2 separate regions of the Mus musculus genome follow, and region 2 is linked to region 1. Evidence: chromatin loops called from intact Hi-C (ENCODE). Cell type or tissue: gastrocnemius. All regions are shown on one strand. Each heading gives the region's core, and the rest is flanking DNA. Links, peaks and the distances in the headings are about the cores only.

The links. Hi-C counts contacts between places; a loop is a spot of excess contacts. Peaks named below come from ENCODE experiments on the same cell type or tissue, not always from the same donor. Only the 100,000 strongest peaks of a DNase experiment are listed, where the experiment ranks them.
Region 2: it touches region 1 in a loop (1.9-fold over the local background); 15 of 42 quality-filtered maps call a loop at or near these places.

The regions. Positions count from the first base shown.
Region 1 is chr5:112,143,876-112,159,499 of GRCm38, forward strand. 1700016B01Rik (RIKEN cDNA 1700016B01 gene) reads left to right here and starts at 12,352. Exons shown (of 2, transcript NR_166436.1): 1 at 12,352-12,479. In gastrocnemius, for the core only: no CTCF peak of the experiment used is centred there; a DNase peak (open chromatin) is centred at 10,083; H3K4me3 peaks cover 1,341 bases; H3K27ac peaks cover 1,808 bases.
Region 2 is chr5:111,926,130-111,941,753 of GRCm38, forward strand. It overlaps Gm36794 (a long non-coding RNA gene), which reads right to left. Exons shown (of 5, transcript XR_880587.2): 3 at 10,430-10,504. Among named protein-coding and RNA genes, the nearest start is that of Gm42156, 10 kb to the right of the region's middle. In gastrocnemius, for the core only: a CTCF peak has its summit at 5,804 (motif pointing right); DNase peaks (open chromatin) are centred at 5,796, 8,970, 9,400 and 9,798.

The DNA of each region.
Region 1 (15,624 bases), core at 5,137-13,136:
GGGACTTGGGTAGGATCAGCAGGCAAGGACTGGGTCGGTTTGAATGATGTGAGACCCATAGTAAAAGTGTCAGATCCAAGAGGACTTGGGTTTCACAGGGCTTCTGTACTGGCCCTTGAACAGCAAGGTCTGAGGCCACTCAGCAGCCACTAACCTTCCTTCTGCCCCATGATGCTAAGAAGACACATCCATGGTTTGTCTCCCTTTCCTTCCCTCCTATCCCCTCTCTTCCCTACCCTTCCCTCCTTCCAAGGTGGAGCTAGCTTGGGCGGCCTTCCCAACTGCCTTCTCCCAGACACTCCAAATGTGACTGCATTTTAAAACTGTATTTGATTAGCTTTTACGAGCTGACTTGCTCAGCGTGGCGCGGGTTCCGGGACGTGTCAGGGGCCTGGCAGAGATTGGAGATGATTCTAATTACGTGTGATAATTTCTGCATTCTCACATAAAACAATGTTACAAAAATCCCCATTACAATGGTTAAAAGACAAGTCATTTAGCAGGCCCCTCTCTTTATCACTTTATTAGACAATTTACAAGGCCGCCTTTTGAACACGGGGCCGTGTGATGGCCCAAGGCTATCCAACTGTAAGCCGTACTGAAAAGACAGAGTTCATCTCTTGTCATTAGTCAGAGAATCAAACGCAGTCAGAAGGACGCCAACTGGCTGTCACGTCAGCACCATGGTGCAGCTTTAGCAAGACAGAGGAGAGCAGGCAGCCAGAGGCCCCAGCGCCCAAAGAAGAACTTAGTTGCCACCCAAGACACCTCCTCCAGGCAGCACAAGATCTTCCAGTCTCTTTTCCAACATCCCTGCCCTCCTCACCCAGGGGACTTGGTCAGCTACTCTGTTCTGCCCAAAGAAGTATGTCTTCATTTCTTTTCTGTCACTGTGCTGAATACCTGAACAAAAGCAACTTAAGAGAGTAAGGCTTATTCAGGCTCACCGTTCCACAGGGACACAGCCCATCATGGTGTGAGAGGCACAGTGGCTGGAGCCATGGGCTGTGCTCACACTGAACGCACACTCAGGAAGCAGAGTGTGAACAGGAAGTGGGACGGACTGGATAGCCTGAATACCCACCCCTCAGTGATTCACTTCCTCCAGCTAGGTTCAACCCCTGAGGAATGCACACCCTTCCCACACACCACCCGGCCTGGGACCAAGAGTTCAGATAGCTAAGCCTATGGGGGACATTTCACATTCAAACCACAGCACACAGAGAGAGGAGTGATCACTGTCACATCAGGCAGAATTGTGACAACGTGGTACCTTCTGCACATCATTTGTCTCTGCCTCCAGACCAGCAGCACCGGAGAAAGACACTGCTCTTCTATCCCAAGATGTGGACAAAACCTATCCTCAACCCTCAGCCATTACTGAACAACATGAAATCAGCCCTGGGCATCATCAGATCCCCTTATAGATCAGAGATCCAGACACTTGTGTGCATGTGTGTCTGCCACACACACATACACACACACATACACACGCACATGTACATATATACACACATACATACACTAGTGCACATGAGCCCCTAGCCCATGCACTATCCCATGACTTTCACTGTATTTATGGCATATCTCGTAACAAAGGTAATCTCAGGGCTGGAGAGGTGGTCCAGTCTATAAAGTGCTCACTAAACAAGCAAGAGTTCTGCTCCCCAGTGCCTACATAAAACCCAAGCATGGCAGTGACATGCTTAGAAGTCTCAGCACTGATGAGGCAGAGATGGGAGACAGGAGACAGAGAGAGCCTAGAGCTCACTGGTCAGCCAGACTAAGTAACCAGTGAGCACTAGGTTCAGTGAGAGAGACTGACTCAAAAATAAGGGGTGGGGGGAGATTGATGACACTTGATGTCCACCTCTGCCATACACACACACATGCACATGTGCACACAGGCACACATTAGTACACATGCACACACATGCATCCATGCACACATACACGCACACACATGTATGCACATACTCATGTACAACCATGCACTCACACACACATGTACACACACACACACACACACACACACACACACACACAGCAATCCAGAGGTGGTGTGAGGCATTTGGGAAGGTGTGTTCAGGTTCACCGTGGCCAAGCCTGGCAAATCTAATTTTTTTACAGCTGGACTTGTGGTCATAACTGCTCCTGAGATCCTCCTAGTGGTGAGACCCTGAGCAAGTCATCTCTCCATCAGCTCTTCCCCTGCAGAAGGAGGGCTGGCAGCAGACAAGTCCAGCTGTGAAAATAAGAATGCATACCCAACCCATGCAGAGACCGCCTCCAGCAGTTCCTTACCTGTAAGGCACCTGCTGTCACCTCCTCCTGCATGGCATCCCCTCAGCCAGTCCTACCCTCCCTTCTTGGACTGTATCCTGTAGCTGTCCCTGCAAACCAGAGGCACCTCCCCTTCCTGCTCTGCCCACACTGCCCTTGCCTGCTATTGCTGCAGACTACTTACAATCCCTCCAGGTGTCCACAATGCAGGAATGACAGTTGGCTCACAGAACACAGGTCCAGTGTCAGCTAGACATCTCGGCTGCCCACAAAATGGTGTACAATGTTGCAGGGCATGGTGGCACAGGCCTTTAATTCCAACAGGTGGAGGGCAGAGGCAGGTTGATCTCTGTAGAGTTCAAGGACAGCCTGATCTACATAGGGAGTTCCAGAACATTCTATAGAAAGAGACCCTGACTCATAAATAAATAAATAAATAAATAAATAAATAGCTGTACAAAGTCTGTCATCACAAACTGTGAGCTGGGGACAAGACTCATTCAGTAAAGCACTTGCCTGCAAGCACGATGACCCAAGTTCAAATCCGCAGCACCCACATAAAAAGCGGGCCCTGACAATGTACATCCACAGTTCCTGAACTGAGAGACTGAAAGACCCCTGGGAATCACTGACTGATCACCCTAGCCTGGCAGGTGAACTCCAGATTCAGTGAGATTCTCCACATAGATGCTAAGGTAAAGGGCCAGCAAGATGGCTCGGTAGGTAAAGGTGCTTGCTGCTAAGTCTGGTGACCTGAGTTCAATCCCTGAGACCCACACAGTGGAAGGAGAGAACTGACTCTCACAAGCTATTCTCTGATTTCCATAAATGTACACATGTATACACACACACACACTCTCTCTCTAAATAAATGAATACAGTAAAGTAGAAAGAGATTAAGGAATACACCAATGTCTGTGCCTCTGGTCCCCACATGAACACACACTGGTGAGCACACATGCACATATACACACAAAGGTAAACGCACATATACACATACCTGTGAGCCACACATGGGTGAGCACACTTCACACATACACACAAAACAGGTAAACACACATATGCACATACCTGTGAGCCACACATGGATGAACACACATCACACATGCACACACAAACATGAACACAGGCAAACATGTACACATACGTATACACAGAAAAACACTGAAGTCCTGAACCTGGGAGCCTGTGGATGTTCTTCATCTGTGATGGGGTTCTTTGCTGATGAGATTAGAACATAGTGTTCCTTGCTCAAATAGCATTAGATCCCTCATCAAAAGAAAACTTTGGGTGCAAAGAGAAGCCAGGATGGTGTGAAGACATCGCAGTAGACAGGCCATCCTCAAGGCCAGGAGCATCTGCAGCCTGACCTCAGACCCCAGCCTCCAGCCTCAAGGGACTTCTTGTGTAGAAGCCATGGGAGTGGATGGAAGAGACCCTCAGGTCCAAGATCCCAGAAACCCCCAAGCCTGTCTCTACCCAAAAGCTCTGTGAACATCAGCAGCAGGATTGAGTGGTCCTCAGCTGACTCAGCAGGGAGAATGGAGCAGAAATCCAAGGCTTGTGCCTGGCTCAGCCTCTGCAGACGATGCCTTGCGCTTCAGAGCCTCCACAGACTGATGCCCATTCAGGGGCCACCAGTGACTTCACCCAAGGAGGCAGTGTGAGCATAGGAGCCCCTGTGGATGGCTTGTCTCTGACCTCCATGATCAGCACTGAACGTATAATAATCTTTGACTCCCTCAGAGCATCTGTGTTCACATGACTCTGACCACTGCACTCTCTCATAGCTGTACTATTTTGCATCTCACTGGGGAGCTGACCTTGGACCTGCGGTGGCTGCGCAGCACCACCCCTTGCGCCAGCATCCCTGCCCTGAACACAGAAGACGTAAAGTGGAGAATGCTCCACATGCATGTGTCTTCGTTTAATTCTGACATGAGGAGGGTCTATGCTCTTGCAGGACTGTCTTGCCTGCCCCTCCCCCAGGGTCAGCCGTACTATCCCAGTGTGGGGTGAATTGACAGGGCATGGGCATTCCAGATATCACCAGGGAGCAAGGAGGCAAGAACCAAATTCCAGGCTGGTCCCTGACACCTCTTTCTGTGTCCTTGGGTCAACTACTCCTTCAGCCTCAGTGTCCCCTTCTGTAGAATGGGATGGTGCACAGTTCAACTCAAAGGCCTCCTTGGCTGGGTATAGTGGAGGTAAAGGGGGATTCAAACACCCACCTGACCATTGCGACTTCCTGGGGGGCCAGTCTGGACCTGCAGGGGTCAGGTGAGGGAAGAGGAAAGCAGGGGACCAGCTATCCTGAGCACTCACTGACCAGGGCTTTCCAGACCTGTTGCCTCACATTCCCAGGCAGAATTATGGACTTGCATGCAGTACTGTTAGCACACACACAGAGAGACACACACACAGAGACACAGACACAGACACAGACACAGACACAGACACAGACACAGACACAGACACACACACACACACACACACACACACACACACACACGGCCTTGTGCTGGGATCACCAGGCTGCATGCTGGGAACACCAGATAGGCATCCAGCTCTGGAGCCCTGAGTAGGTCTACAGGATTACCTAGCTCTGTGGTTCTCCCTTCAGGAGGCATGAGAGCTTCCAGGAGTGTAGACCTCAGATGGATTTGGCTCCATGGCAGAGGACATGCTTAGCATCTGTAAGGTCCTGGGTACGGTCTTCAACCCAACCACCCAAACACAAAGTGATCCAGCGTGAGGCAGCATGGCAGCCCAATGCTTCCTGACTCAGAGCCTCAGTTTCCAGAGTGGAGAGATGGACTCACTGCTATTCCTATGCCCCAGCACCAAGAAGCACAAGGCAGATACACACATGCAAGGTTCAAAGCTATAGAAAACGTAAATGGCTTGCTGTCTTCAGCCCCCACTGGAAGAAGCAGGCTGAGGCTAGGGCATGATGTCACTCATCTCTAGCCCAGGAGTTGAGCGATCAGAACCTGCTGTGGTCTTGTTCTGGCTCCTGCCCTGTCTCCAAGTGTGGACCTCCATTGTTTCCACAGACTCAGCCATCCAGATGTCATTCACTGAGCAGTATGGAAACTGAGGCACAAGGCCAGAGCATCAGTCAACCGTGAGAAAATTCAGACCGGCTCTTCACTGTCTTACTTCAGCTTCCCTCCATCAGGGCCCAAGCTTGACCTTTGACCTCCAGCTTCCCTGAAGCCCTGCAGACTTGCTTTTCAGGAAGGAAACCAAGGCACATGACTTTCCTGGGCCACACACTCCATGAGATGGAGAAGCCAGGTCCTGCTCCCTCTGCTTCCCTATAGAAAAGCCTCACCCAACCCAGAAGGGTCAGGTACTGGCTCCTACCATGCCGGCAGGGCCACTTCTGGGCCCTGGGCTCTGTTCTTCACAGAATCTTCACAGAGACAGCTCCACAGAGGAGGAAACTGGGGCTCAGAGTGGCCTCCTTCCCCATGGACTCATCAGTGTGGCAGCTATAGAGCCAGACCAAGCCTCAGCTCAGGGCACTGTGGCTGGCTCCCGTAAAGCCACAGCCACAGTGACTCATGGTCAGACAGGGCACTGTGTGCCATCTCAGAAAGTATGGCTATCCAGACAGCACAACTGCAGAAGGCTGAGCCTAGCATGAGCTTGCACTTGTGCATCTGCTCACACACACAACTGCATACACACACATGTGCACACACAAATGCACACACAAGTGCTCATACACTCACATACACATACTCACACAAGTGGATGCACATACAAGAACACATACAAACTCACACATGTGCACACATGTGCATACACACACAAGTACTCATATACACACCCAAGTGTCCATACACAAATACACACACACTACATATGCACATAGGTGCACACTCAAGCTTGTGCAAACACATACACACACATATGACTGCATGCACACATATGTGCATACACACATGTACACACACATGCATACACACAAATGTACACACACATGCATACACACAAATGTACACAAGCAAATCACATACACACACAAGTGCTCATATACTCATACACACATGTGCTCACACACAAGTGGATACACACAAGAACACATACATACACACATGTATGCACATATGCAAGTTCTCATATACTCATACACATGCACAAGTGTTCACACACAAATATGTACACACACTGTACATTGTATGTAAGTGCACACACAAGCACATGCAAACACATACACACACATGTGCATATACATGCATACACATACAGGTTCTCATACACTAATACACACACAAGTGTTCACACACAAATACACATGTTGTATATATGCATATAAGTACACATACAAGTACATAAAAACACATACACATGCATACAACTGCACATACACATCTGCATACACACAAGTTCTCATACACTAATACTCACACAAGTGTTCACACACAAATACACACACATTGTGCATATGCACATAAGTGCACATGTAAACACATACACACACACACACACACACACACACACACACATACATTGTGTACAGATAACAGAGTCCAGGAGGCAATAGCTGGGAAAAGAGATTTCTAAAAGCATGCTGGGGGTTGCAGGCAGCATCCATGAGAACCTGATGAGGCCTTGGTGCGTTGCACATGACCCACGTGTCTGTCTGGCTCACAGTTGGCCCACAGCCACCAAAAAGGATGCGCAGTCACACCAGCCAGCTCTGACCCCAGGGCTTCCCATTTCCCGGCTCACACTGGGTAATTGTCCTGCCACCTGAGGCCCCAAGAGGCCAGAGCAATTTTCTCCTCCTGTACTCAGAGCAGACAGCACCTTGGGCTTCTTCCCACAGCCATGGAGGTGTCTTTCTGAGGCCCCGGTCTGGAGGTGGACAGGGGCAGCCTGAGTAGAGCCTCCTCCATCTTAGTGATTGGAATATGACAAAGCTTTGTATACGAGTCTTGTGGGTGTTTGGTTTGACTTTTTAAACAGGGTTTCTTATGTCTCAGGCCGGCCTCGAACTTCCAACTCTCCTCTCCTGTCCCAACTGAGTCTGGCCCCAGCCTCTGTCTGAGGTTTTCCCAATTGCAGGGAAGTTTGACAACCTAGCACACACCCAGGGTCAGTCCACGGTTGAGCTGGTCTCAAGCTCATCTCTTACTTCTCCCTCACAGCAGCCTTGGAGACAGGGACAATTGTTACCCCCACTGGACAGATTAAGAGACTGAGGTCCAAAGAGCAATAATAAGTTAGGTGAGTCCGAAGAAGGAGTTTCATGGTACTGAACTGTCCTGGGGAAGGGGAAGAGGGTGGGTGCATGGTAGACAGGGGTCCTTCCATAGTTCTGACCCGAGAAGAGAAGACCCACCCCTCAGGGCCATAGGCAAGCATTCTGCTCTGCAGTCATTCCAAGGTGGGCTGTGTGACCTTGTTCCCATGGCATCTCCTCTCTGAGCCTCAGCTGCCTCACTGGGAGCAGGCCCCACTCCTTTTGATGCTCCCATCTCCTGATGAAGATGCCCTTTTGACGCCCCTAGAATCCAAGAAGACCCTGAGGAGTCTTGGACAAAAGGAAACCACTGGACAGGGACTTCCGACCAGGAGTCCCAGGGGCAGATATTGCGAGCCCGTGATGCAGGCTGTGTCGTCTCATCTGATTTCTACGCATCTGCACCATGTTCATACCCTCCTCCAATCTCACAGCAACCTGAGGGTGCATGCCTCCCTGTAACAGATGGGGACCGGAGACCAAGGCACCAAGTGGCCTCACTACATCACCAAGCACAGCCACCCACGTCTGCCCACTTCCACGGTCACTATCCTTCTCTGGAGCTCTCCACCCTGACCAGCCCCTTCCTCATGACCCTCACCCAAGGATAGCAAAATACAGTTTTGGAATCACACACAGCGGGATTCCCTGAGAACACACCACAAGCCTGGGAAATAAAAGACAAACTAGAAACATGAACCCGTACTCTGAAACCTAAAACTTTGATGAAGCAAATGGTGGTACTGTGGACCCAAGAGACATGAGCTGCAAACTCTGTGCCAGATAAGCAACTATGTCCATAATATGTAAAGAGCTCTGGCATTTCAACAATGAGGAGATGCTTGTCTTCAATAAGCAAAAAGTATGAATAGATGTTTCTATTTATAGATTACGACCCGAATGGCAAAAGAAAACAGGGAAAGATGTTTGACATCAGTTGTCAGCAGAAAAATGTATGTCAAGATCACAGTAAGAGACTCCTAGGGTAGTCAGAATAAAATAATCAGATCATTCAAGAAGTAGGAAATGATAAACAGCCTTTTTAGAAACAGGCTGGGAGCCCCTCAAATAATTACATACAGCACTACCATGTGACCCAAAACTTCCCTGACAGACACACCTATCCAAAGGAATGAAAATACACACCCACACAAAAGTTTCTAACAGGGTCATCCATAAAGCCAGAAGGAGGAAGCCATCCACAGAGGAACCCAAACTCGGGACCTCCATGCATTGGACTATTACTTGGCCCTTAAAAGGGAATAAAGAGTTTGGGGTGTATTATGGAATGGATGCACCCTTGGAACACAATGCCAAACAGGAACAAGCCAGACCAGGAAGACCCCACACTACTGGCTTCCACTGTGTGAGATGACCAGGGATACACAGATCCATGGGACAGAAAGCCAACAGGCAGTTTGGGCAGAAAGGAGAGGCACAGAGATAGACAGACAGACAGAGAGAAAGAGGAGAGACAGAGGGGAAAGGGGAGAGGGAAAGAGAGAAGAGAGAGAAGGAGAGAGAGAGAGAGGGAGAGAGAAGGAGGAAGAGGGAGACAGAGAGAGAGAGAGAAGGAGGGAGAGGGAGACAGAGAGAGGGGGGGGAGAGAGAGAGAGGGAGGGCAGAGGGAGAGAGGAAGTGACCACTAGGCAGGAGCAGGTGCCTTTGGGTGTATCCTCCAGTGAGACTATTGAGCAGTTCTGACCATGACTTACTTGTTCACAGGTATGGGGGACAGAAGTGTACACAGGAGCGCGCGCGCGCGCGCGCGCGCGCGTGTGTGTGTGTGTGTGTGTGTGTGTGTGTGTAGTCCCTCACACATGCCCACCTTGTTTACTGAGGCAGGGTTGGGATGGGAGGAAGGTGTCTTTGGTGAAGGTGGATAGCGGATAGCATCTCTCAGTGGCACCTCTGAAGGACCAGCACACCCAGGTGTGTGGCAGGGATCGAACTCAGGCTTTGGCTTCTATAGCAAGCATTTAACCATGGGTGTCTTCTCCCAGCCCCTAAATGTAATGTTAAACAGGAGCGTTTTATGGTGTGGGGCGACATTCAAACATCAATAAACTGGGAGCGTTTGTCTTGTTTCTTTTCTTTTTCTTTCTTTCTTTTTTTAAGGCAGCCCAGGCAAGCTGCAGGGCGTCGCAACTTTGAAACAAACCCTTACAAGCATCAAGTTCCTCTTTAAAATAGACTAAGCCACATGTCCTGTGGCTGGGGCCCAGCCAGCACACAGTAGGTGCTCACCTGTGAGAGGTTCCTCTCATGCTGGGCTGTGTGGCCCAGGAAAGCCAGGCACACACAGCCCCGGACCGACTGGGCAGGGAGCCGCTCACAGCTGGGTGACATAATTTAGATGGATGTCTCCGGCCATGCGTCGGGCAGGGAGCGGGCGGCCCGGGAAGAGGCCGTGGAGGAGCCCATTACCGTACACGTGTTAACAGCGCATCCTTTGTACCGACAGCGCGGGCGGGCGGGCGCGGGCCGAGGCCGCTCCCCGCATTGTCTGCGCCGCGGCCGGTGATGGATGGGCCAGCCCGTCTTGCCCGGGTATCGCGGGCCGACAGCGACACCGCGTGGCCATCATGGGAACTGCAGTCCAAGGGCGTGTGCGCAGAGAGCCAGCACCAGGCTTGCGTATTGCATTTAGCACGTTAAGGGGACCCACAGGCACATGACTTTTATTACCAAACATAAAGCGGGTACAATAAGGTTCAAGTCCTGCCTCCGAGGAATAATAGAGTGGCGTTCAGTAGGAGCCCAGCCCCACATGCGCCAGGCTCTGAGTCCCATCCCCAGCGCCCCCAAATTGAAAATTAAATTGTTATAAGTTGTTTGGTCGGAGTCTGTAGCATGGCTACTTTGCAGAGGTTCTATTCGGTTCCCTGCACCCACACGATGGCTCACAACTGCCTGTGACCCCAGTACCAAGGATCCCACACTTCTTCAGACCTCCATGGGCTTCTGACACACACATGGCTCGCAGACATATTACTCAGGCACACATGCAAGGAATATTTTTAGTTTTAAAAATATAAAAGTCTTTGCTGTGTGCTGGCACTGATCTGCAATCCCAGAACTTAGAAGCAGAAGCGTGCCTACCACAGATGTAGAGCAGGACCCTGTCTCAAAAGTGGTAAAGCAACCGGCTAGGTGAGGTGGCCAAAAGCAATCAGAGAATACTTTTTTAGTACAAATACATCCCCAACTCCAGAACATCTAACTCTCCTTATGAAAACTAACCTTGCATTGGCTTCTCACAGGGCTTTGCTGGGTGTTGTGTGTGTAAGTCTTGCACTGGGGTGAGTTTGGTCCCCACCCAGTCACCAATCTGCTCCCAAGACCATGGAGAAGCCTGATGCTTTGGGTGGCCAGAATCCAGGAGGCAGCCTAGGGCAGCCAGCCTCGTGAAGGTCCGATGAGTTCCAGTTCCTGAGTTGTTCTGGATACAAAACAGCCCTGCAAGGCTGCCGCCCCTGCCTCAGCACCAAAGCAGCCCTGGCAGCCAGGAATGAGGCACTCAAATCCATATACAGGGAGGGTGCGGCAGGGAGACAGGACAAGGGCACCCTAGACTTGACCTCAGTCTCTTCACATGCCAGAAAGTGACTCATGACCAATAATGAAGACCCTTCGGCAGCCAAGCTCCCAGAACAACCACCTTGGTCCTTAGAAATTCCAGATCTGTGTGACTCTGGAAGCTTTCTGTGCTGCTAGAGTCCTCAAAGAGGAGAAGCCTTGATGTAAAAATACCGCCATAAGCCTATGGGCAGTTTTCTTGATTAGTGATTGATGGGGGCCCGCCCATTGTGGGTGGAGCCAGTTCATTGTGGGTGTGGTCAGCCCATTATGGGTGTGGCAATCCCGTTGTTGGTGGAGCCATCCTTGGGCTGGTGGCCCTGAGTTCTATAAGAAGGCAGGCTGAGGGCTGGTGAGATGGCTCAGTGGGTAAGAGCACCCGACTGCTCTTCCAAAGGTCCGAAGTTCAAGTCCCAGCAACCACATGGTGGCTCACAACCACCCGTGATAAGATCTGACTCCCTCTTCCGGAGTGTCTGAAGACAGCTACATATAATAAATAAATAAATAAATAAATCTTTAAAAAAAAAAAAAAAAAAGGCAGGCTGAGCAAGCCATGGTGAGGAAGCCAGTAAGCAGCACCCTCCATGGCCTCTGCATCAGCTCCTGCCTCCAGGTTCCTTCCCTGCTTGAGTTCCTTTCCCGACTTTCTTTGGTGATGGGCTGTGGTGTGGAAGTGTGAGCAGAATTAACCCTTTCCTCCCCATGCTGGTTGTGGTGTCTCATCACAACAACAGTGACTCTAAGATGCTGACCAAGGAGGTGACTAAATCCAAGCAGTAAGAACCAATCAAATGAGAAACAAGTGCTCAGAAGGGCCTTCTGTCACGCCCCATAATGTGCTTGTCTCTCCCAAATCACCCTACAAAGAATTACCCCTACTTCACAGGAGAAAAACTTGAAATTCAGAGAGGGCAAGTCATCGACCCAAGGTCACACAGTGAGTTAGATGTCTAAACTCAAACTCAGCTCTCTAGATGTCCTTAAAATGCAAGGAATTGTCCTAGAAATGACAAGTTCCAGAGAAGGTAAGACACCCACACAGACTAGCCTCTGTTTTGCACCTTAAAAGTAGGTGTCCCCTCCAGCAACCCCTCTCTCTCCACAGCCCTCCCCCACCCCCAGTACCTCCACTCTCCAGAACAGAGATGGTTGCCAAGGAAACAACATTACCAAATAAGCCCCCATTGTCTGGGGCCCTGAGAGGAAATTCATAAGCCCAACCCCTGCTCATTGACCCCTGGTGACCCCAAGGGAGACACCAACCCTCTCTCCGAGCCCCTCCCCAACCCAGCTCAGCTCAACAAAGTGCACCCCAGAGGGGGCCACAGCCAAGACAGAGCTCCCTGAAATGGCCCAGGTAACTACTAGCCTAGGTTCCAGATGCTTACCTTAGTGGTACCAGCACTTATGGCTTTGTAGGTATGTCCTACTGTGTGCTTAAGGATGCCTCCTACTGTGTGCTCATAAAGAGCTCCTTCTGTATGCAAGTGTGTGAATGTGTGTGGCAGGCAGAGGTCAGCCTTAGAGGTAAGCTAAGCTGGCCAGTGAACCCTAGCATCTGCCTGCCTCTGACTCCCTGGCTCTGGGATGGCACATTCACCCACATCTGTCTTTCATGTGAGTTCTGGGGGCCAAGCTCTGGGCCTCAGTCCTGCTGAGAGAAGCTTAAGTAGTGAGGTGTTTCCCTAGCCCCTTCTATGCCAAGACACTGTGGAAGTGAGTCTGGGGATGCAGCAAGCAAGGCTGTCACTCGAGCCAACCCTTAGAATCCAATCGAGGTACACAAGAAGGGAGGGCTGGAGGCATAGTAGGGAGAGGAACTCTTTCTCTGAGACAGAACTGGGCCCAAGGTGGTCAACAGGGCCCCATGCTTAAGCAGCTCGGCCAGCTTCAGAAAGCCCACCTCCGTGACTGCACATTTTCATCCTTGATGCCTGGTGAGGTGAGGTACCACCCATCACCTGGTGCCCTTGAACATGGATCAAGGGAACAGTAAGGAGGGCCCAAAGAGCTTGGGTTGCCCTTGCTGAAACTTCAAGGCTGCCTATTACTGCAGCAGACCCTGCCTTGTGCTGACTGTTGCACCCAGCATAGACACAGATGCGCAGGATGGAACTCATTGGCAAGAATAAGTCTAAGTTCCATCTCCAAGCCAATTGCTGTGGCAAAGGAAGGAAGGAGTGATCTGATTGGCACTGGCTTAGTGCAGGGGACACCTTCCTCCAGATGTGGGGGAGGACATGGCAGAGGGAAGGCACAGTGTGACCAGAAAGGAAACAGCTGACATTAAGGCAGAGCAACAAGTTTTCACTCTGAAAACCTTGCAGCCTGACACAGACCAGAGTGTGAGGGCCATCCTGCAGCCAAGGGCCTTTCAGGAAGTCCTCTGACTCGGGCACAGGCAGCTGGATTTACACAGGAGGATGGCAGAAACCAGGGCAAAGAAAGACTGTCAGCAGGCCCCTGGCTCTCTCGCCTGCTTAGAGCAAAGGTGAAGGGCAGGGGTTGGGGGCAGGGACAGGCCTGGAGCTTTGTCCCAGAACTTATGGCTTTTCCCCATCAGTACTTTCCAGAAAGAAAGAAAGAGGGAAAGAAAGAAAGAAAGAAAGAAAGAAAGAAAGAAAGAAAGAAAGAAAGAAAGAAAGAAAGAAAGAAAGAGAGAGAAGATGGAGGGAAGGAGAGAAGGAAGGAGGGAAGGAGGGAAGGGAGGGAGAGGAAGGAGGGAGGGAGGAAGGAAGGGAGGGAGGGAGGAAGGAAGGAAGGAAGGATGGAAGGAAGGAAGAGGGAGGGAGGAGAGAGAGAGGATGGAGGGAAGGAGAGAAGGAAGGAGGGAGGGAGGGAGGAAGGAAGGAAGAAAGGAAGGGAGGGAGGGAGGGAGGGAGGAAGGAAGAGGGAGGGAGGGAGAGAGAGAGAGAGAGAGAATGAATCTGTGCTGGCTGAGTCCCTCAGTTCCTGCATGGCCAGGTACTGAGCCATGTTTCCAAGAACATTCTGGCATTTCTCCTCTATGTAAGTCACAAGAGGGACCAAGAGGCAGAGAGCTAACTAACTCCATGACGCGTACATGGCCACCAACAGCCTCAGAACTCAAAAGCAAGTGGGTCCCCAGGCTAGCCTTAAAATCAAGATCGCCCCGCCTCTGCCTGGGAGTTCTGGGGGCTACCATACATGAGCAGCTTGACCTCTCGATTTTCAAATGTCCATCCACGGTCTATCTTAAAGGCCTACAGGCATGGAAATGCACACAGGCACAATGATGTGCATCTATAAACTCATCACCTAGAAGGTTGGGGGGGGGGGCACCTGTGCCTGAGAGTTCAAGGCCTGCCTGGGCAACATAGTGAGATGCTGTCTCAAAAGAAAAGGGGAAAAAGAGAAATGAGAACAAGGGAGGAAGGGAGAGAGGAATCGAGGGAGAGAGGGAGGGGAGGAGGAAGGGGGGAGAATTAATGGGGGAGGGAGGGGGAGGGAGGGAAGGAACTGGGGAAAAGAAGCTGAATACCCCTAAGGGCAGGTAGAGACCAAGGAAAACAGTTGCTGGAACCCGATAGCTCAGTGCCCCAGTGGTGTTAGCTGTGGTCTTCCAGCACCTCTCCCTCTTTGCTCAGGGAGGAGTTATTACATGCCATGTGTGCTAAATGGCATCTGAGGGTGAATGGCTGCAAATGTCCTTTCCCTGTCTCAAAAAATCCTCTCCAATCAGGCGCTCACAAGAAGGTCCTGATAGTGGGAGATCCCTATCAAAACTCAGCTTAGATGGGGGTCCCTTTGAAGCCCCAAAGTCTGCAACAAACCCCACCTCAGAAAAAGCCACACACCCTGACCCTGCCAAGTCCCCCTGGGACTCTCATCAACCAGCCCACCACTCTGCTCCCTCAATCCCTGCAGCACACCTCCTTCCTCACACTGCCAGGGCACAGACAGCCACAGGGCCTTTGCACTGCTCTTCCCTCTGCTTAGCAGCCCCATCTCATGTCCTCACCTGCTTTAGATCTCTGTGGTCCCAGAAACTGACCCCAGGATGTTCCAGGCAAGGCTTAGCACTGTGCTAGAGCCCTACCCTCACAAAGCCAAGCCTGTGACCAAAAGTCCCTTCCCCTTAATTGAACTTGACATCCCAGAGCTTCGTGTTTCCATTTTGCCTCATAGCATCTAGGATCATAATTATCTCCCACCCCACCCCCACCCCCACACATGACAACAGAGCCCAGTGAAGCCAAGACTATGCAAATGCGCTCACAATTGACTTCCCAGGGCCTAGGATCAATGTGTGTACATAGCAGCCGAAAAGACATTTATTGAATGTGCACTGACCAGCAGGGGCCACGTTGACCACATGGCAAAATGTGCCTGACACTTTGCTTGCTGTTGTGACTTTCTAATTTCCACTTACTTGTGCATGTGTGTATATGTGTACATGTATGTGTGCACATGTGTGGGGTACATGTGTGTATGTATGTGCACATGTGGTGTGCATGTGTGTGCATGTATGTGTGTACACA
Region 2 (15,624 bases), core at 2,470-10,469, 220 kb before region 1:
AGGGCTCTCCGTAGTCTGCAACAATGAAAATCAAACAAAAAGAGTGTGTGCTTTTAAATATTTACATATATCTGCACCACTGAGTTCCTGATGAGGGGCTTGGACTGTGGAAGAATCCTACCATCCTGTCTGCCTTGCCCCAGAAACAGGAGAGGTTAATTCCATGCCATGGATAATCAGAGGTGTGGAGAAAGGGAGTCCAGAGAAAACATGCATGATGCAGGCGTGACCCAGAACATGGGACCAGAGATTCTGCTCTTGGCAACTGACACTTGCCATTTGGTGTGTGTGTGTGTGTGTGCGTGTGTGTGTGTGTGTGTGTATGCACACATGCGCACAAGCTCATGTGCACACACACAAGCGCTCAGATGTGTGTGTGCATGCACATGCATTTGTGTATGCACATGTGTATATGCTTTCTATGTCTGTGTGCACATGTTTGTGTGCATGTAGGAACGTGTGTGAAACTAAGCACGTGTGTTGTTCTGTGGTCCATGCTCAGTCCCTTTTTTTAGAGATTTCCATCAGAAAGGGATTGCTAAGAAGGTTCCCAAGCTCTGAATGGTAACCAGGAAGCCTGTGTGCAAATCACAGGGGTCTAGGTGGAGGGACCTTCAGAATTTTATGTGTCTCCTGTACCCACTCAGTGTGCCTGTTACCCCCTGGGACAGTGGGGATGCCCAACTTCCAGAGCTTCAGAGTCTGATTCTCGCAGACCTTTTCTGTGAGGTCCACTCCTGGAGAGATTGCTTCAGGACCCAAGCCCTGACATTAGCAGCCAGTTTATTGGCTTCTCCAGGCCTCTTGTGTCCCGGGCTTGCAACTTCTGTGGTAACAGAGACAGGTGAGAACGCAGTGTGTCTACACTCAGAAGGCAGCAAGTGCCCCCCCCCCCCCATCACAGCCATCTCCTTCTGTCCTCTGACTTTGTCCCCATGTTTTCCTGGGAGGGTCATATAAAGCTGATTTCGATCACGTCCCTATGAATATGGGCCGGTCGTAGGCAACCACTTCCCAGGGTCCCCAATTCCCCCAGGGAAAGTCTTCTCCCTTGGAAAGCCATTAAGGATTTAATTTCTTATCATCTTCTAGTTGAGCCAGCCCGAGTGTTATGAATAATATCCTATTAGCAGAGACATTCAAACAATCACCGCTAACATGTTCTCAGGAGCGATGATGGAGCGTCCTCAGGAATCACCGCTTATCTACAGCCCCTCTCAGCACACACTCCATCACGCCCGGCATGGGCAGCCCCTCGGCTGTCTCAGATCTCAGATCAGAAGAGCTCAGGGTGGATGCCTGCAGATGCTGATGTAGGCAAATCCTCAGGCTGTGGGCCCTAAAGCACAGGACGCCCCCGGAACACACTCAAGCCATGCTGGGAGACCCAAAGTTACAGAAAAACAAGGACCACAAACCCTTAGACAAGAGGCTAAGCCAGGCAAGGTTGAACATGGGGAAGGGATATCTGAAGCAAACAAAAACAAGCTGGGCACAGTGATACCCATCATGCTAGCTATTTAGGAGGCTAAAACAGAAAGGTAGAAAATTCTAGCTCAATCTGGGGTCTGGAGTGAGTTCAAAGTCAGCCTAGCCTACAAAGTGAGTTCAAGGCCGGCCTGGTAATCCCAGCACTCCTGGGAAGGCTGTGGCTAGAGAATTACAAACTCTGTGGACTACATTATTGTGAGCAACCACCCTGGGGCAAGAGGTCTTATCTTAGAAATACAAAAATAATTGAGAGTCAAAGGTCCCTGAGATGGGTGGTGCTCCCACAAGGTGCTCCATTCAGTTCTCTGGCCACAGAGGTTAGAAGTCAGAGAAATCTAGCCCCTTCTTGTCGATGCCCAGGATCCAGGCTATTGCAACAAGAGCACCCATTTGTCTTCTGCTACCAGCAGGGACTCCTCCACCAGTGGGAAAGACAAAGACCTCATTTCTCAAGTGGCCATGGTCCCAAAAGCCATTCCTCAGCCATAAGGGTGTGTTTGTCTACTCCCAGGAGCTTGCCTATTTTTTTCTGAGACTCTCAGAGGAAGCCACAGCCATACACAAGTATAGACATACTCTATGCAGACAGGCTTCCCTGTCTGTTTCATGGAGTAGCTCTTCCAATAGCACCTCTGCTGGTACTGTGTACTACGTACCTCTACTGCTACTGAGTACTAAGTACCTTGGAGCCTGACCCCATTTGACCCTCATGGTTACACTTCATGTTACCATGGGGCCCATGAGCCCAATTTTCTGAGCTACCAAGAGCCCGTTGCTGGGCCTGATTCAGAGTTGTCTGTCTTAGTCAGGGTTTCTATTCCTGCACAAAACATTATGACCAAGAAGCAAGTTGGGGAGGAAAGGGTTGATTCAGCTTAAATTTCTACATTGCTGTCCAAAGGAACTTAGGACAGGAACTCACACATGGCAGGAACCTGGAGACAGGGGCTGATGCAGAGGCCTTGGAGGGGTGCTGCTTACTAGCTTGCTCCTAACAGCTTGCTCAGCTTGCTTTCTTATAGAACCCAGGACTACCAGCCCAGGGCTGGCCTCATCCACACTGGGCCCTCTCACCCTTGATCACTAATTGAGAAAATGCCTTACAGCTGGATCTCCTGGAGCCATTTCCTCAAGAGAGGCTCCTTTCTCTGTGATAACTCCACCTTGTATCAAGTTGACACACAAAGCTAGCCAGTACAAGGTCTTTTCTTGTGTGATCTCACACTCCTTAGTCTTTGGGGCTGACGAGGACCCTCTCTAGGCATTGGGTGCAGTGCCCAGTTACAGTGTAGAGGTAGTCAGATTCACTGAGTCCCAGGATTAAGCCCAATGGTAATTTTCCACCCGGCAGAGACCATGAGCTGTAATTTCTTCATGTAGGTGAATCTGGGAGAGAAGGATCTACCATCTACAAAGCCACCTCGTAGAAAAGCCTATGAAGCCCCGGGCCTTTGCAACCATCCAGACTGTTTCCTCCATCCCCGGGTGACCATCCCATAGCTTCCCAAGCGCTGGAGTTACAGGCGGGAGCCAGCACACCACGTTCTGATTTCATCCCAATCAGGTGTCATATTTTCTCCCCCCCCCCCAAGGGAACACTTGGGTGAGAATACAGCCAGGTTTGAAGCTTCCTCCTGTCCCGGTGCAGGCTCCTCCTCACCCTCCCTTCCCACAGCCCCAGTCTTGTCCTGCTCTCTGCCCTGCTTCGGAGCAGCTGGGGAGAGGGCAGTGTGGAGACACTCCCTCCTTGGGCCCCTTGCATGCTTAAATGCTTTTCTTCTGTTCTCTCTGACCTTGGGTGGCTGCGGTCACATAAGCGAACAGCGATAGACTCTCCGTCACCGTTCGATGCCCAGGGGAATGGTTTAAGGCCCTCCACTGAGGTATTTTTATGCAGACCATAATTTCCTTTAAGACCTTCACTGCGTCCCCACAGCCTCCCTGCCCTTTCCTCCCAGGAGCGCGCTCAGAAGAAAAGCCACCGCTAATGAGGGGACAAAGGTTTCCAGGCAGGCCCACTGCCTCACCCCAAGCTTGTGCAGCTCTGTTGTAGTGGGGTCCCCATTCTGCTCCCCCAGATTTCCATCTGGAAATGAGGGTAAGCAGGGCCTGCTCTGGGGGGCCCAGGACAGGGAAGGCAAGCACCGCCCTACGTTAAAATCTAAAGACAGGGCAAGCACGGGGACACAGGACACAGCAGGATCCAAGGCCCCAGAATCCTGGTTCTGTGCACAAGGCCAAACTACCATTGAGCAGGCATTGAGAAGAAAGTTCAAGGCTGCCCATGTTTGTGATCTTCTAGGGCTTGCTGCTGTTGTGGGGTCAGAGGCCAAGTCCTTCCCCACTGTGCCTCAGGTTCTCCTGGTGTCTTTCCTTTTTGCCCTAAACATTTACAGTTCTCCCCATCACACACAGCCTCCCTGGGGAAGTTTGCCCACTGCCGGGTCTAACAATGACTTCATCGCTGTCTCTCTGCCACAGTAAATGTGATCTCCACTTATCTCTGTGTGTTGACCCAGCTGGACTTCTTATCTTGTAATGACCTTGCTCACCGATGCAAGTACTCTTAAGCATGTGCTGACTGACTGACTGACTGAGTTGGGACAGGGTCAGAGCAGATATGGAGGTTCAAAATTAGGATGAACTAGTTAAATTCATCTTCAGATACAAGCTCTCAAGGGCATCTGTGACAAACAAAATCTAAGTGTCTTAAGTGCAGCACTGTGAATAGCCATCTCAAAGCCCGAGTGCAAGAGGAGTGTCAATAACACACTCACTAAAACAGTGTGTGGAGACTGCTGAGGTCTTTAGTGTCCCTCGTATTTTGTCCCAAGTCTTACCTTGTTCCTGCACTGGCTGGTTCCTACCCCCATTCTCCCACCAAGCACATCTGGGACCCCAGGTGAGATCATTGGCCTCTCTGGTCCTCTCTGTTCTCTTGGGGGAAACTGGAATGGTTTTAGTGAAGTTCTTCATCTGAGTTGGCAGAGAAGGGGCACCAGGATACCACAAAGACACGGATGTGACACTCTCTGGGTAAGGAAAATGAGCTCCTTGGGTCAAGTCATGGTTTGTGAGGCACAGTGATGGGCTTTGAACACTCATTTGTGCGATCCTGGAGTCTCCCCAAGGCCACCTGTGGCAGTGAGTTAAGCCAACAGGGGAGGGGTGAGGAGCCGATGGACTGGGATTCAGGCACCAAGGTCCCAGCTGAGGCCCTTCCCTCAGTCACAGTGGTGTCTGGAATCTTCAGAGACTTCTCTCTCACAGAGTGAGATAAAAGGTAAGTGAACTGCAGGTTCCATAAGCCACCCACAGTGAGCCACCCAGGAGATGCCCACCCTCCCTCACACAGCCTCTCACCTTCTGCTCATTGCCTGTAACTTCTCTGATGTGTGGCTCTCCATAGGCCTCTTGCAAAAACGGAATAGTGAGGGAGGCCTTGGGGAGGAGGGATAGATGTTCTCCAAGAAGAAGTGCTCTGAGGCAGTGTGTGTGTGTGTGTGTGAGTGTGTGTGTGTGTGTGAGAGAGAGAGAGAGAGAGAGAGAGAGAAAGAGAGAGAGAGAGACAGACAGACAGACAGACAGAGACAGACAGAAAGAGAGACAAAGACAGAGAGACAGAGACAGACAGAGAGAAAAAGGGAAAAAGCAAGTGTGCGTACATGTGTGAGTATGTGTACACGTATGAGTGTGTGTGTGTGAATAGATGTGTGTGAATGAGTATGTGAGTATGTATGTGCGAGTATGTTTGTGTGAGTGACTGTGTGTGTTGTGAGCACATGTGTATGAGTGTGTGTGTGAATTTGTGAGTGTGTGAATATATGTGTGAGTGTGTGAGTATGTGTGTATGAGAGTTTGTGTGAATATGTGTGCTGTGAGTATTTGTGTGTGATGTGTGTATATGAGTGTATGTGTGTGTATAAGTGTGTGTGTGTGTGTGTGTGTGTGTGTGTGTGTGTGCTCCCAGCTAGACTGGTGCTCACTATGTAGACCAGGCTGGCCTTGAACTCACAGAGATTTTCCTGCCTCTGCCTCCCAATTTTGCTGGGAAAATGTTTTAAAAACCACCCAAGATGTCCAGCCTCATTGGTTCTCATGAGACAAACGGTGATGTGGAAAGAACTGACACTGTAAGGTCAGACGTGCCATTGACTCTGCTGCACACCCTTGCAGAGCCTTCCTAGGGTACAGCATTCACTTACTGAAGAGAAGCCATGGGATTACAGTGACCATGGGTCCTTAAAGCACCCACAATCCGCACTCTATTCTCAGGAACCCCAGGTGGCACTTCCCATGCTCTCCTGCAGGGGGCGATTGTTTCCACATTACTTCCTGGGTCTGGAGTTTTGTTCTGCAATGTGCTGGCTAAACAAATGCCTGAAGGTCCCAATGTTCTCAGTGTTCACATCTGTAAAGGGGGATGCTGGTGACACCTATGGTGTAGCAGAGCTCACAGAAGAGGAAGACAGGGCAGCACCTGGCTCTGATGAGGGTTCTGGAGACCCAGATGTCAATCTTACTGGTGTGGGTAGATTGGAAGCTTTTGTCTGCCTTTGCTGTCAGCTGCATGTCTAATCAAGATTGTGCAGACTGTGTTGACAATAACCAGGGAGCTAGAAGGGAGAAGAAGGTCTGCCTGGTGAGGCCTGGGAATGATACAAAGTGAACACAGTCACAGACTGCTCACTAGACATGACAATGGAGGGACGGAGAGGAAAACAGAAGAGCCAGCAGGACACAAAATGCCAGGGCCTAGACTGGGAGGGTCCCAGCTGGGGAACAGGGGCAGCAGTGTCTGCAATCCTACAGAGTCAGGAGTGACCATCAGTGATCCTGTAGAGCCAGGGTCTGATGAGTAAGTATCATGCAAATCTTCAGACTGGTCACAAGAAAGTTAGAAATTGGTGGTGTGTATGCTTTGCGCATGCCTATGCATTGTTTCTGCAAGGTTGTTCATATGTGTGAATGTCTGCAGATGTGCACACTGTGTGCGCTTGTGTGACTTTCCTATGGTAATGTAAATGGCTTCATCCAGACAGAGCAGCAACAACAGCAGAGAGCACTTCATCCAAGTATGGCTTGGTGAGCCCGTCAATTTATTGGAGTTGCTTACAGAGTGTGTGTAACTCAAAGGCAGCTGCCTCCCCAAAACCCTTTCCAGCATAGTAGACACACAGATGAATGGCAGCTCTGGAGCCTGGCATCTCAGAGTCTCCTCTCCCCTGCCATCTTATTGCTTGTGCAATCTTAGGGAGGGGCCTTGTGAGTTCTGTAAGTTTCAGGGCTTTCCTGAACTTTGTGAGTTTCCCTCTTGCCCTCTCGCCTCCAGGGGAGATGATTTCAGCTGAGAGGAAATTACATCCAGCAGTACTTCCAGCAGAGGGCGTCCTGTGTGTCTCACTGTGAGGCTTACCACACGTGCTGTGTGGATCTGCATGCATGCCTGCCCTCTCTCCAGTTGGCAAGAAGTCCGATTTCTGAGGAAAGGGTTCAGAAAAGGACATAAAATGGCCATGAAAACAGCCTAGTACTTTGTCTGTGTGCTCACTGGGGTGAAGCGGTGGCTTACATCTCCCCAGGAAAAGGCCTGTATTCAAGTTCATGTCTAGAACAAACTATAATCTGGAATGATACCTCACTGTCTATCCTGATGGATTCCTGAAGCTCTGTACCCCCACCCCAGCTCTGACTGGACAAAGGCCAGCACCCAACATACACCATGCCACTGACTAGGGAAAGTGTCACGTTATGACTGAAAATGATCACTCTCTGCCCTTAGCTATCACTTGAAAAATCCTATTTTGGAAGGCAATATCTGGAAAATACACGTGTTGTTTGGTGGTTTGGATGGAGGCCCTTGAACGAAGCCTCAGATCTGTCATGATATTTACTCTCCCTCAAGGGATGGAAGACCCTGACTTCCATGTTGGATGCCTCCCCTGCTCAGGGGAGTTCTGCCTCCGCAGGACCTGACACCCGCCAGGGATTCTCTCAATGATGCCCAGCCTACCCAGTTCACTCAGACATCCAAGGCTTCCTAAAGCACCTCTAACACCACCAATCTCTGCCAATTCCAATAGCAGACAGGAAGCCCAGTTCCACTGTCTCTCAGCACCGCCTTGTGCAAATGCAGAGAGCTCTGAGTGAGGCGTGGGTTGCTAGGGAGGTCAAAGGCCAGAGACACATGGACCCTTGTTCTGACTAGAGGCTGAGTGAAGTCCACACCACAGATGAACAAAGGCCTGTCTTCCTCCCTCCTTTCTTCCCTCCCTTGCTCCCTCCCTTCCCCCTCCCACCTTTTCTCCCTTCCTCTCTGCCTTTCCTCCCTCCCCTATCTCTTTCTCCTTCCTTCCTTCCTCCCCCTCCTTTCCTCCCTCCCTCCCTTTTTCCTTCCATTCCTTCCTCCCTCCCTTCCCTATCCCTTTCTTTATCCTTCCTTCCTGTCTGTCCTTCTGTCCTTCCCCCTCCCTCCCTTTCTTTCTTCCCTTCCATTCCTTCCTCCATCCCTTTCCTCCCTTACTCCTTCCCCTCCCCTCACTTCCTTTCTTCCTTCTTCCCTCCCTTCGTACTTCCTTGTTTCTTTCCATTAGATGGCTTTTCCTAGGTAGACCTAAGACATCCCACAGAGAGCTTGGGTGTTGGCGGGGGAATCAGAAGCATGGTTGACCCAAGGCTGCTGTTGCACTGAAGAGTCCAGCCACAGCGTGGTAGGGGCAGCGGCCACCCAGTCAGCCTTCTACCTCTGATATAAGCTTAGGGTGGGCCTCCATGAGGAACTACTGAAGCCATGGACGACATGACTCTAACAGAAAATGTTCACAGGTTCAGTCTCATGATGTCTCCTGACCCAGTCACAGATGCTCTGATAACCTTCTCCGCAGAGGATGTCCCTGCACAGCTCACGAACCTCCCGAAGGCAGGAGTATGGTGCTCTGGGTACGTGGGGCTCAGGGTGCGAGACACTGTCTGGGTTTGTATGACACCAGAGTCTTCCAGAGAAGCCAGGAGGACAGTCTGCTCCAAACCAACAGGGGTTCCTACCCATGGGTCTTCGGCCTATGTGGGGACATGGGGCGCTTTGCCCACATAGTGGGCACACAAAATAAATACAGTCAGAACCACATGTGGATCACCTAACCATGCCTCAAGCGTGGGTCCCGGAATGAAGTGGGCTGAATGTGAAGACCTGAAGGTCCCAGGAGATTCTGCCCTCTTTTGCTTCTTCTGTTCCCAATGACCCCTCCCTGCATCCCCACAGGACTCACTCACAGGGTGGGGGGTGATAGAGACTTTGAGTCAGGCCTTCCAGCTGAGGCTTTTTTTCCACAGACCTTTAGCTGGTGGACTTGGAGCAGAGGCTTTGCTGGCTAGTGCTCCCAGACTCTAACCTATGCTCTCAAGTAGTGTGCCGAGAGTCCGCCATCCCCATGTCCTGAGCACGGCTCACTTACCATCGCTGTACCCAGCTACAGATGGGGAGACTGAGGCTGTAGGCTATCCTGTGGTATACTAGGTATACTTTCCTGGTGGGCCAGGAAAGGTAACCTGGGCCTAGACTCCACCATGGACAGGCTGTCTTTCAGTACTCTGTGTACCAATGCAGGAGTACTGACTCCATACCATGTAAGTACCACTCCCCCTCCATGATTCCTATCACCTTGACTTCCTGTGGAATCGGATCTTTACTGGCACCAACTCATGAGGGGTGACGGACAACAGAAAGAGAGGACTCAGAACCCCTGATGCCTTGGAACACCAGGCAGGCTGGCACCCCAAGGACCCTGGGCACAGTTCCCTGTGTGCCTGCCTGGTGCCAGCAGGCAGATGGGTCTGTTGGCCAGTCTTGCCAACCAGCCAGCTGGCCCTGAGCACCTTGTGGTTGGCACCTCAGCCACTGGGATGGGCCATGGGCCTGCCTGCAATAGGCATGGGGCTGGCTGTGTGGAGCAGATGGGCCGGCCGCTCCATTGGCTGTCCACAAAGCTGCCAGCTGGCTGATGCCTGGGCACCTCTGGGCTGGCATCACCATCAGGATGCTGCTGTGTTAGCTTTGAGGGATGGGCAGCTGGCACAGAAGCATGCCTTGGCCCCTCCCAGTTAGTCTGTTAAATGCCCCAGGGTCTGGGCTGTAAGGGAACAAAGCCAGGTTCTACCAGGCTGGATGTGGAAGAGGACAGATCTTCTGTGCTCTGGAATTTGCCTTGGTTTTGCACAAGGACAGGATTCCAGGGGACAACCCACATCCTTGTCATCGAATCTAGCACCCCAGCATCACTCAGCTGTCAGAGAAGCTATGTCCCCTGCCAGCCCCTAAGGCTATGCCAGCCCTCCATCTGCCCCTGGTCAGCTGGCAGCCTGTCTCTTCTTCAGTTTGGCTATTTAAAAATTCCACTTCCTTGGACAGAAGAGGCCCAGACTGGGGATGCTCTATGGAAACCCAGGGGAGGGGGAGTCCCTCACAGCATGGGATCCAACAACTATTCCCTCTTCCCTCTGACCTCTGACCTCTGATATGAGCCAGACACTAGCAGCCTGGAGAAGCCAAGGCACCTGTCTCTAGTTAGGGTTTGCCTGCTGTGAGCAGACACCATGACCAAGGCAACTCTTATAAGGACAACATTTAATTGGGGCTGGCTTACAGGTTCAGAGGTTCAGTCCATTATCATCAAGACTGGAACATGGCAGCACCCAGGCAGGCATGGTGCAGGAGAAGCTGAGAGTTATACATCTACATCTGCAGGCCTCTAAGAGAAGACTCACTTCCAGGCAGCTAGGATGAGGGTATTAAAGCCCATGCCCACAGTGACACACCTACTCCAACAAAGCCACACCTACTCCAACAAGGCCACATCCCCTAATAATTCCACTCCCTGGGCCAAGCATACACAAACCATCACAGCACCCAACAAAAACACACAGTGAAGATGCTCCTTACTTGATCAGTGGTCGCCCAGACATCCAAGGAAATATGGTGGCTTCTCCACAAATGCATATCACCACCATGTATTCACTGAAAGGAGCAGAAAAAGATTTTAGGTTGGGTTCAGTGGTAGATCCATTGCTATGCTATGACCTCTGGGGAGAGTCTTCACAGAGACTAAGGGAAAGAAAGAGGGACAGAGTGGGGAGAGAGGGCAGACAGATGGATGGACAGGGGGATTTCACAAGTTGATGCTGACATTCTGTGTACAGTTTCCAGTACTTGAGGTGATGTGATAGCATTAATATTGTCCCCTAAAAGGTCATCCAGGTCCTTACTGCCTGGACTGGAGAGGGAGACGTGATTAGGAGATAAAGCATTTGCCAATGTGGATGACCTCCAGGTACCTAGGGTTGGCCTTCATCCAGTATAACTGCATCCTTCTAAATAGAGTTTCTTTGATACATAGGCACAGACAGAGGATTGGGGGTTAGGTTATGGTGTGTCCTGCATCCACTCCGCCACAGGTCTCAGGTCACTTGAGGAGGTGGCATGCGGGAGTTTTGACTGTGCTTACCCCACACTGGTGCTGGGCAGGTGTCAGGCTATGAGAAGCTGCTGGACACCACTCTGGGGACTGGGGGGGGGGTGCAGTCTGATTTCCTGGGGACCAGTCTGAGCTGGCCCAGAAACAAAGGGGAAAAGAGGGGAGAGCTCCGGCTGGGTCCTGCAGGGTGGAGAGTCCTTGGATTGTTCAACAGGCAACTTGGCTTGGTGGAGGCCATGGCTGAGAGGGCTTCTGCAGATTAGAATGGCTCTTCAGGCGAAGACCTGCTCCATTGCTACCCATGGCAGATTTCGATGAAAGGGGACAGCCCATGGTTTTAAGGCATTTATTGTCATGGCAGAGAATGTGATGAATAAAGCCGTACCCCACTTTCTCAGGGCAGATCTTTTGCAGGGAGGAGTGTCTGGGAAGGAGAGTTTATTGGCTAAGCCTCTCATTAAAATGGAGATCTGTCTTGAGGCTATGTGACCTGTGGTCATGTCCTCTACCTGTGGAGGGGCTTGGGGCACTGCCCTTTCATGACTGATGGCCCCAAATCTATGGAGAGCTGTGGCCTCATGCCAGGAGCCTGGTGTCCAGGAGGGTGGCAAAATGCCTACTGTCCCTTGCAGGGTTATCCCCTGCAGGGTCATCGGGGTTTCAAGCCTTAGCTCAACCGGAAACCAGGCTGCCTTCCATGGTCCTACAATTGGATCTGTAAAGGACACCAAGACCACTATGGGGTGGGGGAGCTAGAAGGACCCAGCAAGGTTTTCCCCATGTTCCACCCTATAAGCCCTTCCCCCACATCCCTTCCCTCCATGCCTCTGCCCATGGTATTCTGTTCTGAAGCCCCAGTTGGGAAGTGTAGGAAGGAGCTGTCTTCCAGAGGTAACCTGTGGCCCAGGTTTCCCAAAGGACTCTGGACACCCTTACACACCAGCACCATCAATGCCTTCCCTAATCCTACACCATCATGTTCTGCATAAAGAAAAGAAGACAGAAACACACAGGGCTGAGCTAGGAGGTGCTGTCCAGGTTGAAAGTTTGAAAACTCAACCAGTCAGGGATAAGCAGCAACTCCCTTTCAATGCTCAGGGTCTAGGCAAGCTGGGAAGACAAGGGGTCTAGCCCCAGACCCATCTATAGTGGAGAAGCTGCTCGACCCTGAAGTCTCCACTGGAAGGCAAGTGAAAATACAGATAAGGCAATTTTTAAAAAACAAAAACAAAAGCAAAACTCATTTTATCCTAGAAATGCACTAGCAGGGCAACCTGGGACACACATCAAATTATGGACAAGTTCTAGCTAAGATGTTGGAGCAGCTGCTCTGCAAAACTGATAAAGGCTGGGGAGATGACTCTGTCAGTAAAGGCACTTGCCACACAAGCGGGAGGAGCTGAGTTCCACCACAAGGAGCCATGCAGGAAGCTGAGTGGGGTGTCCTGGGGTTGTAATTCTGGCTGGGGAGGTGAGGACAGCTGAGTACCTGGCCAGCCTCTTTGCCAAATCCCAGAGGCCTTGTCTGAAAAACCAAGTGGACAGTGTGCCTGACACACTGTACCCAGCCCACACACATGTGCATGCGTGCACACACACACACACATACACAGATACAAACATACACACATATACATGAGTGCACACACACATGCACACATATGCATGGGTGCACACACATGCACCTATACACACCTATACACAATACACATATACACACATACATGCATGATTACATATAAATACACACATACACATATGCACACACATGTATGAGTGCACAGGCATATACTCACATACACATATGCATGAGTGTACACACATGCATGTGTGCACAGAAATACACACATATATACACATACACATATGTATGAGTGCACACATATGCATCTACACACATACACATCTGCACACACATGCATGAGTACACACACACATGCGTGAGTACACATGCATACACATACACACACACACATACAGGAGTAGGACTTGAACTATGGATTCTGTATTTGTAGCTATGCTTTCAGATATAAACACTCTAGCCTGGCAGTAAACACACTGAGCTCTTTGCAGTGAAGGGCACACAGTAGGCACTTAATAAACGTCAGTCAGGTGAAAAGATTGTTTTTCTGTCTCCTTCCTTCTTACTTTGTATGTTTCACATTTTCTCCAAAGTGTGTGGTGTGTTCTCTGAGAGACAAAACACTGGGTAGGTTTTTCTTAAGCTTTGGTGCCAGAAAAATAAACTGTAGCATGAGAAAGAGGAGAGATGACTTTGGATGGAAGCTTTCTGTCGATGATACAGCGCATGTTTCTCTCTCTCCCTCTCCCTCTCCCTCTCCCTCTCCCTCTCCCTCTCCCTCTCCCTCTCCCTCTCCCTCTCCCTCTCCCTCTCCCTCTCCCTCTCCCTCTCCCTCTCCCCCCCCCTTCTCTCCTGCATCATGAGACAGCAACTCCAGAATTCAGAACCCTTCAATGTGAACTGAAGAGACCTTGGAGACCCGGGTCTTCAGATGAGGAAACTGGGCCCCAGAGAGGGTCAGCCACCTGCCCAGGCTGCCACAGGAGTCCAGAGCAGAGAAGGCAGACCCTGGGCCCTCAATGCGTGACTGTTTCTATCTCATGCAACCTCTGACAGTGTGGTCATGAAGGAAGTGCACATGCTGTTTTAGTCAGGGTTCCTGCATAAAACACCATGACCAAGAAGCAAGTTGGGGAGGAAAGGGTTTATTTGGCTTACACTTCCATACTGCTGTTCATCACCAAGGAAGTCAGGACTGGAACTCAAGCAGGTCAGAAAGCAGGAGCTGATGCAGAGGCCATGGAGGAATGTTTCTTACAGGCTTACTCCCCCCTGGCTTGTTCAGCTTGCTTTCTTATAGAGCCCAGGACTACCAGTTCAGGGCTGGCCCCGCCCACAAAGGACTGGCCCCACCCACAATGGGCCCTCCTACCCTTGGTCACTAATTGAGAAAATGCCTTACAGCTGGATCTCATGGAGGCATTTCCTCAAGGGAGACTCCTTTCTCTGTGATAACTCTAGCTTGTGTCAAGTTGACACACAAAACCAGCCACTACACATGCTATGAACTCAGTGCCTCTATGCAATGAATGTTGGGGGAACTTGAGAGGCCTGGTCCCTTCCTAAGACCACACACACACACACAAAAACATGCAACATCAGCCCTGCAAGAGGACGGGATCCAGCTCCTAGAAGGAAAATTCTAGAAGACTCTGAAGACTTGGGCATGAATGTGATTCTTGGAGCCTAGACTCTGAGGCTGAGGTCATTGTCTGTATTTCCCTGAAGCCCCACAGAATGTTGGGAAGGTTGATGGGCTTCAGGCACACAGAGGCATGCAACCTCCTTTGTGGTCTCCCATGAAGACACATCAATGATGGGGCTGAGTGCTGAGTTCCAGGGCCACCAAAGAGGAAGGAGCTTCCATAGAGGAAATGAGGTTCTGAAAGCAAAATCCACTGTCAGACATGCCAGAGACACTATCCTGAGGCAGGAAGGTCTTAGAGCTGCTATTGCTGTGGCAAACACCATGACCAAAAGCGGCTTGGGAAGGAAAGGGTTTGTTCAGCTTACACTTCCACATCACTGTTCATCATTGAAGTCAGAATAGGAACTCACACAGGGCAGGAACCTGGAGGCAGGAGCTGATGCAGAGGGCATGGAGAAATGCTCTGCCTGCTTGCCCTTGTCTTGCTGCTAAGTCCATCTCTTCACTGGCATTAGAGCCTACTTCTTTGGGATTCTAGAGTGTGCTGAAAACCAGTTGAAACATCCAGCCTCATGGAGTGAGTTGGGCATCTACAGGATTACTGAGCTCCTCTACATGGCCAGCCATTGTTGGATTAGCCGGACAGCCTTTAAGTGCATATGTCTATATGTATGTGTATATGTTTATGTGTATATATGTATGTGTGTTTATACATTTGTATATATATGTATATGTGTGTATACATATATGTATATTGTGTATGTATGCATGTGTGTATATATAGGTGTGCATGTATGTGTATGTATGTATATGTGTATTATGTATATATGTATGTGTGTATACATATATGTATATTGTGTATGTATGTATGTGTGTATGTATAGGTGTGCATATATGTATGTATATGTGTATTATGTATGTATGTGTGTATGTATATGTGTGTATATATGTGTGTGAATGTATGTGTATATATGTGTGTATGTATATGTGTATATATGTATGTGTATACATATGTGTATATGTATATATGTGCATATATTTCTGCTACTCTAGAAAACCCTGACTAATACAGCGTGGCTTCCCCTAGGAGATGCACAGATGTCCATGGGGCTGTTTCAGAGGGGTGACAGCCCCTCCCTAGAGAGGTGTTGATCATTATTATTTTGTTGTCATTTTCTTTCTTGAGGGTCTTAAGGGTCTCAGACTGGTCTTGAACTTGCTATACAGCTGAGAATGACCTTGCATTTCTGATCCTCCTGCCTCTACTTCCTCAGTGTTGAGGTCAAAGATACAGACCACACAGCTGCTTTATATGATGTAGGAGATCAAACTCGAGACATCTCATATTCTAGGCAAGTAATCTATCACGTGAGCCATATCATCAGCTCTGTCTTTGGCGAAGGACGAATGCAGTGAGGGCAAGAGCCACCTGT